Regions from separate parts of the Homo sapiens genome. Here region 1 is linked to region 2. The links are chromatin loops, found by intact Hi-C in ENCODE. Cell type or tissue: PC-3. All regions are shown on one strand. Links, peaks and the distances in the headings refer to the core of each region. The heading gives the core; the rest is flanking DNA.

Region 1 (5,343 bases), core at 908-4,907, 63 kb before region 2:
ACACCCACCAAGGTCTCAACTCAGTGTCTATGGGGACTAGGCAGGTAACTTAAATGAATGAAGCAAACTGGGTTTGTTGTTATTATGGCAACTTAAGAAGAACTTGTTCTATGTAGACCTACATCTAAGAATATTCTTCACATCTGTAAATATATACACCCTCTCCCATGTTTCCTGAAACATATATCTTTTCAGTCTCTCTTATTTTCCCACTTTTGATAGAACACAGGGCCAAGCAGTATTTCATTTTTGTTTTTATCTTAAGAAAAACAACTGTGTAAGCACAATGGTAAATAGCCATTGAAATTTGGCCTCAGCATTGGAGATTGTGGCAACTAGAGTGCATGTTCAAACTCAAGGACAGCTGCTGAAGCTGCCTCCAGCTGAAACTGCCTTGTGGAAATGCAGTGTCTACATTTATTTAGAGAGAGACTAGAAATCTAGAAGTTCAGGTAAAATCTCTTGATTGTTAATTGCTGGCAATTTTTAAAAACATTAAAAACTGTAAAATAAAATATGCTTGTTAAACAAATATGTCACCCTCCAGATTTGGCCTTTGGACTGCTAGTAGTTGGCCCCTGTCAAATATCATTGTTTCTAGATGAGTCAGTGCCAACGAGATGTGGAAAAGGAGCAGGGCTGATGTCACTGCACCCAGTATGAGCCTTGGCAGCTTTGCAGAAAGAGCCATTGCGACTACTAGACAGACCAGTAGTTCATGAGCATGGGCTGCCGCAGGAGGGTTGTCTAACTGGAGGGGGAATTGGGAGGTGGGGGGAGTCACCAAGTAAATCTTCCCAGAACTACTTAACCTAGAGGGCAAGAAGAGGTATTCCTATTGGAGGAAGGACTACAGCACACAGAGATCTGAGAATTGTGGCACTTCTAGGAAACTTCAAACAGCACCATCTTGTAAGAGTGTAGGGTGATTGTGGGTGTGGTGCAGGGAGGTGGTGTAAGAAGGGGCAGAGGAGGCAGGAAATGAAGCTGTCGGGGGGAATGATGGCCCTGCATAATATTCTTAAGACTTTTAAATAGTGTGCAAAAGTATTTGAAGGATGCACTGAAAGATATTAATCTGGGCCTTGACGTCTTAGTCTCACAGTTGAGGTAGATCCCACCGGCAGATGCCTACAGCATTAACTAGCAGTGGGCTTGAGGCTATTAACATTTTTAAATATATATACATATATATATACTTTATTTCCATAGGTTATTGGGAAACAGGTGGTGTTTGGTTACATAAATAAGTTCTTTAGTGGTGATTTGTGAAATTTTGGTGCACCTATCACCTGAGCAGTATACACTGCACCCTATTTGTAGTCTTTCATCCCTCACCCTCTTCCCACCATTTCCCCTTGAGTCCATTCTGTCATTCTTATGCCGTTGCATCCTATAGCTTAGCTCCCATTTATGAGTGAGAACATACAATGTTTGGTTTTCCATTCCTGAGTTACTTCACTTAGAATATACTTATGATAGAATAATACTCAGCCATAAAAATGAATGAATTAGTGACATTCGCAGTGACCTGGATGAGGCTATTAACATTCATCTGATAGAGCAAACTCTAGGTAAGCAGGAAAGCTCTTGATTCTCCCTATCGCCAACCCTCACTCCCACAGTCACTTCTAGAGTTTTGTCTGTTACTGAAGGCAGAATTATTTGAATGCCTACTTATCTACATGCCATCTTTGTTGTTGGGCCTCCTTCCTTTACTGTAACTAATTGATTTTGGGAGCGTATATCCTTCTTACCGAGAGTCTTTTATGGTCCTGATCGGAATGTGGACTCCTCTTTGGTGAGTAAAATTTAGGTAAGTACAAGCTTTTGCTCTCGACTGTCTGAGCTGCTGAGAATATACTCGGCTATTTGCCATGACTGTAACAGCTAACACAAGAAGAGACAATGAGAAAAATGTTGACTAGTACTGTGGAGGATGGAGTTTCCAAAGGCAGCCATGTGATGGACACAGGTCAGTGGGACACCAGAAGCCTCTAGGCATCTACCTACTGACGTGCCAATGCTAACTCCGGGTAGCCCTCTCTCCTATCTGGGCCCAGGAGCTCTCTGGCTGGGTGTTGGTGGACTTGTGCAGTAGGGGGCCCACCCCCATGAACTACTCAGAACAAGCTGACAGGCACTGTAGTGACGCAAGAATGGGAGGAGGGCACTCGAATGTCTTGAGATATAGCTATTTAGCAACTGTATGGAAATATTCCAATATTTAGTAATCATTACAGGCATACTAGTGAAATCCAGCCAAATCTTGGACCTGAATACATATGACTCTGAAAAAGATGGACATCAGAAACCTCCCCTTCTGCTGTGCCTTAGGGAAAGAGTTTTCTTCAATTTACCTAAACCATGAGTCCAGTTAGATTTCTTTGGGCTATACTTGAGGCTTTGCATAGTTATTTCCTGTGGAATGTCTTTATTTCACATTTCACAAAAGTTGTTAAACCTCTCACGTTATTACAAACCTGCTTTGCTTATATTTTTCCTAGATTATTCCAGAAGCTTGAGAAGACCAAAACTACTTGGGCAAAGGTTCTCAGAAGTAACATGGAGAAGAGATTGGAAGGAGGCAAGGTTGGAGGAAGGGATCTCTAATCCAAGTTTCAAGGAAGATCTTAAGTTTGTGGGATGGGGAAGAGGGCAGATTCAACAGCTGTTTTTGAGATTATCATTTGGAATGAAAGGAAGATTAGGATGAGTTAAATTTCTGACCCGAGTGAAGTGAAGGGTAATGATGCACTCATGGGCAATCATAGTGGATATTGGCTACAATAAGGGATTTCATTTCTCTGGCCTCAGTTTGCTGATTAGCAAATTGGGGGTAAAATTGGGGTAATAATGGTACCTGTCTTATGGGGCTGCTTTTAGGATGACACGAGATAATGCATGCCAACTGTTTAAATCAGGGATTGAAAGGCAGTAAGTATTCAATGAATGGGGCTCAGAAAGTGTTCAGTGAATTTGCTGCAAACCACAAAGCTAGGTAAGTGATGGAGATGGGGTTCTAGCACCTGATTAAAGCACAGTCTGGTCACTTCATCTGTTAACATTGGGTAGAAACAGTCAGAAGAGGGACAAGTCTAGGGTACAGTTATGATATGAGCTTGGTTTTGAAATATGGAGACATTGATGGGGCTGGGAGGGGATGTCTAGGAGGTAGTTGGACACACAGGACTGAACTTAACAGAAATCTTGGCTAGAGATGTCCTTTTACCCACAGTCATCCCTCACAATGTATGTGAAGTTATAGTCATCAAGAGTGTACTACCTAATAGTCAAGTAACTGACAGATGGTGTTTAATAAAATTGTGTGACCAAGATTATTGTAAATTCTTTAAGTGGTTTTAGTCAGATTTTTATGTTTGACTATTGATCTCTCTTGCCAAAAAATTTTTATGATGCCATAGGATTGTTAACTGTAATGAAAAGCCCATATTTCAGAAACATAAAAGCCATCTCCTAACCATATGAAGTTTAAAGATTTCTGCACTAAAAGCCACCCCATTAAGAAGTTAATTAACCCTCAGTCAAAATTTCTAAACTTCATCTCCTTCAACTGAAAGCAGTTTTTCAACTCTTTTAATATGCTGAATTTGTTTGTTTAACATTATTTAAGGAAGAGATTCCTATTATAGGTTGTGTCACAAGTTGAATGGGGAAAAAAAAACTTCAGTGCTCCTCAAGTTCAATCTTATTTGCTTTCTGGCACCACCACCTACTCTTGGCCTCCCATCAGATACTTTACCACACTGTTAATGTGAAGTTGCCTGTTTGTATGTCAGAAGCTTAAACCTAAATCGAAAAAAAAAAAAAAAGTGTATTTTAGATCAACTGGCTACAAGTTTATGAAGACAACACAACTGTGTATAGCAGAAGATAGCAAACTGTGGTTCACAGATCAAATCTGGCTTGTTGCATGTTTTTGTATGGCCCATGAACTAAGACTAGTTTTTACATTTTTAAACTGCTGAAAAATATCAAAATAAAGATAACATTCCATGCTATATGAAAACTGTAGGAAGTAAAAATTCCATTTTATGGGAACACAGCCATGCTCATTCATTTATGCATCATTTATAGTTGTTTTCATTCTACAATGGCAGAGTTGACTATTTGCAACAAGGACTGTGTATGGTGTTTTCAATGCTACACAGTGCTCTCCAGCAACCCACTAATCACGAGGATGAGATTACAACTCCACAGCATTTAAAGTGCATATCTCTCTCTATGGTAACATTTAAAAAAATTACCAGTGCTATAGCCACCATGTCAAAAAGAAAAGAAAGAATAGTGGGCTCCAAATGTCATGCTTCTAAGGCACAGTGGAGTGTGTATTGTTTGTTACCAAATTAAATAGCACTATGGTTTAAATGTGACCCCCCCCAAAGTTCATGAGTTGGGAATTTAATCCCCAATACAGCAACAGTGTTGGAAGGTGGGGCCTAATAAGATGTAATTAGTAGATCATGAGGGCTCTGCATAAATAGATTAATGTTGTTATCGTAGGAGTGGGTTAGTTATTGAGGGAGTGGTTAGTTATTGTGAGAGTGGGTTTGTTATAAAAGTGAGTTTGGGCTTCTCTTGCTCTCTGGCTCTTGCCCTGTCACCTTCCACCACGGGATGGCACAGCAAAAAAATGCCCTTGCTGGATGTTGGCCCCTTGATATTTAACTTCCCAGCCTCCAGAGGTGTGAGCCAAATAAATTTCTGTTCATCATAAATTACACAGTCTGTAGCATTCTGTTATAGCAGCACAAAACAAACAAAGCAGAGGAGAAAGCATTGTGTTTATTACATGTTGACACTCCAAACAATATAATAGATTAAGCACTCATCACATCTTTTCCAACTTACACAAAAGCAATGACAAGAAAAATTAGAAAATTTAAAACAGAATATCTCATCACAGCACAATTTCTTTAAAATAATAAAAAGTGAAAATGAGACTACAACCAGAATAAGTTTCCAAGTGGCTTATTTGTTATGCAAGCAAGGCAAAATATTTTATTGATGTTAAGTTCATTAAATCATGTTTGATTATAGCAGCAGATGAAATATATCCAGTGAAAATAAATTAGTTTAAGACTTTTAGCCTTTTGGTGACACTGGTTGCTTGGTTGAGAACATTGACAGAAGCATCAATAGTGAATTTTAAAATGACTTCTAGTGGTTTTCCTTAGTTCTTGTTGACAAATATTACCAATACAGCTCAGTTGTTGTTTATTTGAGAAGTCAATGCTGAGTTCGAAGTGAATGAAGAAATAGCTTCTATGAAGAGCCTGTGTAGAAGAACTATAGGCAAGATTACTTTAAAAGAAAATGAGA
Region 2 (5,343 bases), core at 727-4,726:
TGAAAGGCACCAATCTAAGTATTTCAAAAATATGGAGAATCCTAATTTGAGGAGAGAAGGTATTAGGGATGGAGGTCATTATGAAGGAAGGAGGATTCAAGTTTTAAAGATGGAAAGGATGTGGATATGTAGAGGAGGAAGAGGCAAGCATTGGAGGGGAAGTGTGGGAGCAGGGTGGTTAGGAAGAAAGATCCAGAGTTGGAAGTGAGCATTGTGTGTTTATGGAGCAATAAAGAAATCTTTGTGACAAAAATAACCTACTTATATTCAGAGAGTCATGGGGAATCAGTGGGCTAGGACAGCTGGATATATTATGTCTAGGTCCTTTCATGTCAACTGGGAAAGAGTAGAACTAATAGGGTAGGAAATAGGGAGCTATTAATGTTGTTGGGGGGAAATAAATGAAATAATAGATGCGATGTCTAAAGATGAATTCATAAGAGATTTCAGGATGGTTTGGAGGAAGGAGTCAGGCAGGCCAGAGACAAGGCTGTTCCAACCATCTGGACGTGAAATAATTGGGATCTCAAATTCAAATGCCTGCAGAAGAAGGCAAGGGATGCAGATGATGGGGTGGGGGGTCTTTCTTAGCCTGAAAAGCAGATGTCCATTCCTGCAGCTGGTGGGATGAACAGCCCTTGTACCAGTCAGTGCTCTCTGGGGAAACAGAACCCATGGAATATAAGTTTGCGATCCTAAAGGCAGGCTGGCAGGCTGGAAACTCAGGCAGGATTTCTATACTACAGTCTTGAGGCAGAATTCCTCCTTGTCTGGCAAACCTGTTTTTGCTCTTAAGACCTTCAGCTGGTTGGATGAGGCCCACGGACATTATAGAACGTCATCTCCTTTACTTAGTCAGCTGGTTGTAGATATTAATCAGGTCTACAAAATACCTTCATAGCAATATCCAGACCGGTGTTTGACCAAACAGCTAGGCACCACAACCTAGCCAGGTTGGCATACAAAATTTAACCGTCATGGTCCCCAGGCAGGAAGGTGTGGACCACACTGGGGCCTTGCCCTGTTCCCAGAGACTCTGCACAGCCCCACTCCCTTCCTCCTATACCAGCATAGTGAGAGGCAGGGGATGGCAGCTGTGCCTTGGTCCTGGATCTGATGTGAGCCGACAGCTTATTCCCAGTGCATATGCCCATATGAGAATTAACTCGAAGGAGAATAAACTGTTCCCTTTTGAGACCTGGCCCAGGGTACTCTACTCTGATGCCAACAGCATGTCTTGTTGTTTCTTCCTTAGCTGATCCTTACTGGCAGGGGGCCTCAAGATCACTGAAGCTTTTAGATTCGAGCATGAAGTCAGGAGTTTCCTCCTGCATGCCTTTCTGATGGCAAGGGAGCTGTACTGTAGTAGCTATGTTTGTGGTCTTTGGTGTCAGGGACTGGGCTCAAAGCCCAGAGTCTCATGGGCTATGGTCATGACCTTGGGGAAGCCTCTTATCTTCTTTGTGTCTCAGTTTCCCCATCTGTCAAATGGGGATGCAATAATTGTATGTACTTCAGAGATGTGAGAGATTGAATATGGTGATGCAGGAATCACTTAGCACAGTGGATGAGAGTGCGTTTCACCAGTTTTGGCTTTTCTAGACTCAGTTGAGCTGGGTCTGGTGGCTCATGTCTGTAATCCCAGCACTTTCGGAGGCTGATGTGGGAGGATTGCTTGAGCCCAGGAGTTTGAAATCAGCCTGGACAACATAGTGAGACCCCATCTCTTAAAAAAAAAATTAGGTAGGCATGGTGGCTCATGCCTGTAGTCCCAGCTACTCAAGAGGCTGAGGTGGGAGGATTATTTGAGCCTGGGAGACTGAGGCTGCAGTGAGCTGTGATCATGCTACTGCCCTCTAGCCTGTGTGACAGAGTGAAGCCCTGTCTCAAAATAAATAAAATAAATAAATAAACAAACAGATAGTTGACTGCAGTTTCCTGACCCCTTGAAGTCAGGTGCGGCCATATGCCTTTCTTTGGCAAATGACATGCAAGCAAAAAGTGATGTGCATCTCTCTTGGGTAGATGATTTAAAAGCCAGAAGTGATTTGCCACATTCCTTTCCCCTGTGGCAGAGACAGTGAGCGCACCCGTGCTGAGACAGAGCTGCCAGCCAAGGGCCCAGAGTAAGTAAGTAATCAGAGCCCCCACCCCTCTGCATTGGCCCTGTAGACTGCACCAGAAGTAAACTTCTGCTGTGTTGTAAGCACTGAGATATTGGGGTTGTTAGCACTACCTCAACCCAACTGATGGCCACACTTTAGATGTGCAGGAAATGGTAGCTGTTATGATTTTTTTCTCTTCCTTTTGTCTTCTCTCTCAGAGGTTCTGAGCAATGATGTGACCGATGGTGTCATCCGAGTCATCTGTAGCAAATGCTACTTTTGGATCTATCACCTCGGCATATGGGGAATCCTGTCTGTACAGCTGATATTCCACCTCTACCCTTCTCTTGCCCTATCATTTTGAGAGGGAAGAATTGGGATTAAACACTAGAGTTTTATCACTCATTTTCCTTTGCAAACCTTACCTTGCTTATCTGTGAAATGGATGTGAGAGCCTTGTTTCTATCTTTTCCAGGACTTATTGTATGATTGGTCCATGTATAGCAAGTATTATATACATCCCTCAGAAATTACTATTACTGGGTTTTCTTGTCTACCTTTTTTCCCCCATTCAGCACATGATGGTCAATTTTTTGTTTCTTTCCCCCCAGGATCTTGGAAACAAAGACCTCAACAGGGATAAAATTTACTTGATTTGTCAAATAGTCCGGGTCGGCAAGATGGATCTTAAGGATACTGGTGCAAAGAAGTGCACGCAGGGACTGAGGAGGCCCTTTGGGGTGGCAGGTAAGGGGCACACTCTGCATCATTGATTTTTATGGGAGCGCACATTTTATGTGGCTGAATTGTAATGATGATTTGTTTCCCAACCGCCTCCTGCTGCCCCCACCCCTGCAAAATTTATGCCAGACAGCCCTTAATAACTACATTTCTGGTGACTAAATCAAAATAATTGGTGACTAAGTCCAGATTTATGATGAACACAGTGAATCATGGGCTCCTCTTGTCTGGAGTAGAGCATCGGGAGACCGGGGCCGTCTGAGCAGTTGACACCTTTGCTCCCCAGCTCTGTGAAAAAGGAAAAACAATACAGGCAGGATCTAATTATGAGGAGCAAATCATTTAAAAAGTACATCTAGGACAGGAAATGCAGTTACACAGAATGAGTCACCTACCACACATCTAAATTCCAGATGGAAACGGACATTTGGAGAATTGGCGTGACCTGAGGCAGAGCCCTGCATGAGGCTGCTGTACAGCAACATCAGCTCTGCATTCCTCTTAAGCTTTAGCTCTCCTGGGGTTTCTAAGGCTTCGTCATTCTTGCCCCACTTTTATGGTTTTAGTTATGTTTGACTACCACTTGTACTGTTATTTACCAAATATAGTTTCTTTTAATCAACCTGCTTTACATAATGTATGTTTTTCATCAAAGGCGATTTAAATTCCTGTGAAAATGGCAATTTGATATGCCAGTTTTCTTTTTATTAAAATATAAAATTTTAAGAGTATACCGTGCATAACCCCTATGTACCATAGCTAACCTCAGTGTTTCAGGTTTCTCACTTCAAGATGCTCTGATCTGTAATCGCAGACCTGCTTACTCTCCAACTAGTCCCCTGGCACTGCTTGCAAAGCGGTGGAGTGGAGGATGTTTTACTGAGCTCACTGTTTTTTTTTTTTTTTTAACCTGGCACTGCGGCTAGCTAGCCAGCCAGTGATATTGGGCAAGCATTTTCCCCAGAGCCTTAGTTTTATTATGTGCAAAATGAAGGACTCATACCTGGTTAATTCATGAAATCCTCTACTGCTCTAAAATGCTCTGATTCTACTTGTGGGGGCATTTCTGACATCATGGTGTTTCTGTTAAGGCAGTAAGGATCCTTCAACCTTACTGCAAAGTGTGTCTTTGTCCTCAGCTGTAGCCTGCCCTCTCTTTTGGTGTCAGATGACAGAAATCTGATCTAAACTGGTAGAAGAAGGAAAAGAAAAGGTACTTTATTGGTGTAACTGAAGAGCTTATGAATAGATCGCTTCAGGCATAGCTGGATCCAGGAACTCAAATCAGTTTGTCTCTTTCTTGCTCCCATGTCCTCATGCTGGCTTACTATGAAGAATTTGTCTCTTTCTTGCTCAGCCCCTATGTCTTCATGCTGGCTTACTAAGAAGATGGCTGTCCAACTAGTTGGCAAATTATCAGCCAGCTGTTCCAAGCTTGCATCCTACCAACTTAGCAACCAGTGGAAAGAATGTACCTCTTTCCCATTAGTTTCAGCAGAAGCCCCAGGAGCTTTAATATAGGTCACGTCCTCATCTCCATAGTCTTTACTCTGGGCAGGGAGAGATGATTATCTGATCTACCAGGTCCTATGAATAACTTTGGAGCCAAAGGGAAATTGCCCTGCCCTAATCACAGCCCTGAGGATGGATGAGGAGAGTCAGTTAGAGAGAATGGATGCTCGGTTTCTCCTCCTGTCTGCTCTCTGACTCCCCTCTCTATCTAGATGCAGTCAGTGGTTGATTATTACCCAAGCAATTTTAATGGCCCCTGCCCAGTGCCTGGAGTGTTTGACGTATTTTCTGTAACTAGGGTATGAGCTTGATTGGAGTAGCTTTTCTCAGCCCTCTCCTACACTCCCACTTCTATAATCCCCATTCTAGTGTAGGAGTTCTTTACCTTGGTTTTGGGACCTTTAGTGGCTGATTTAAGGAAAGGTTTCAGAGGATCCAGGATACCTCTGGAATCACAGGATTTGAGGATTCTTCAGTTATGTATCTGTACATATGAGTATGCTTATGAAAAGAGGGTGGATATTTCATGAGATTCTCAGATCCTACAGAGACCCAATCACTGCTGTCTGGTTTTGTAGGCATGGTAGACATTCAATACATGCATGTCAAATCCAAACCTAATTGCTGAATTCCACAGCCACGGCTCTGACCCTTTCCTTTTGGCCTCTGCTAAGCCATGGTGCTCTTGGATGCCTCCCTGGCCCTCTGACCTCCCAGTCTGCTTTGCCTGGAGGTATTTGCCCTGGTGCTGCACGCGAGGAACCTCTGCTGTCTGAGTGTTGTGCAGCACTGGCTTGCTTGCCATTTTAGGCCTTCCTGACCCCCAGGCATCCCAGGCTCTACCTCCTGTCCCATAAGCTCATCCCACTGTCATCCCTTATGGGAACAGGAAGAAGTTAAACCATTAATTCATTCTGTCTTCTTTCTAGTTATGGATATAACAGACATCATCAAGGGGAAAGCAGAGAGTGATGAAGAAAAGCAG

What was found. A loop is a pair of places that touch in the nucleus more often than their neighbours do. Peaks named below come from ENCODE experiments on the same cell type or tissue, not always from the same donor. Only the 100,000 strongest peaks of a DNase experiment are listed, where the experiment ranks them.
Region 1: a loop joins it to region 2, with 8 times the contacts of the local background. A loop is called at or near these places in 1 of 110 quality-filtered maps.

Annotation. Positions count from the first base shown.
Region 1 is chr5:169,629,425-169,634,767 of GRCh38, forward strand. No RefSeq gene overlaps it. Among named protein-coding and RNA genes, the nearest start is that of DOCK2, 5.2 kb to the right of the region's middle. In PC-3, for the core only: no CTCF peak of the experiment used is centred there; no DNase peak of the experiment used is centred there; H3K27ac peaks cover 1,644 bases.
Region 2 is chr5:169,693,087-169,698,429 of GRCh38, forward strand. It overlaps DOCK2 (dedicator of cytokinesis 2), which reads left to right. Exons shown (of 52, transcript NM_004946.3): 10 at 2,717-2,852; 11 at 5,288-5,343. Among named protein-coding and RNA genes, the nearest start is that of DOCK2, 58 kb to the left of the region's middle. RefSeq lists an enhancer at 2,392-3,591. In PC-3, for the core only: no CTCF peak of the experiment used is centred there; a DNase peak (open chromatin) is centred at 3,165; H3K4me3 peaks cover 1,610 bases; H3K27ac peaks cover 2,201 bases.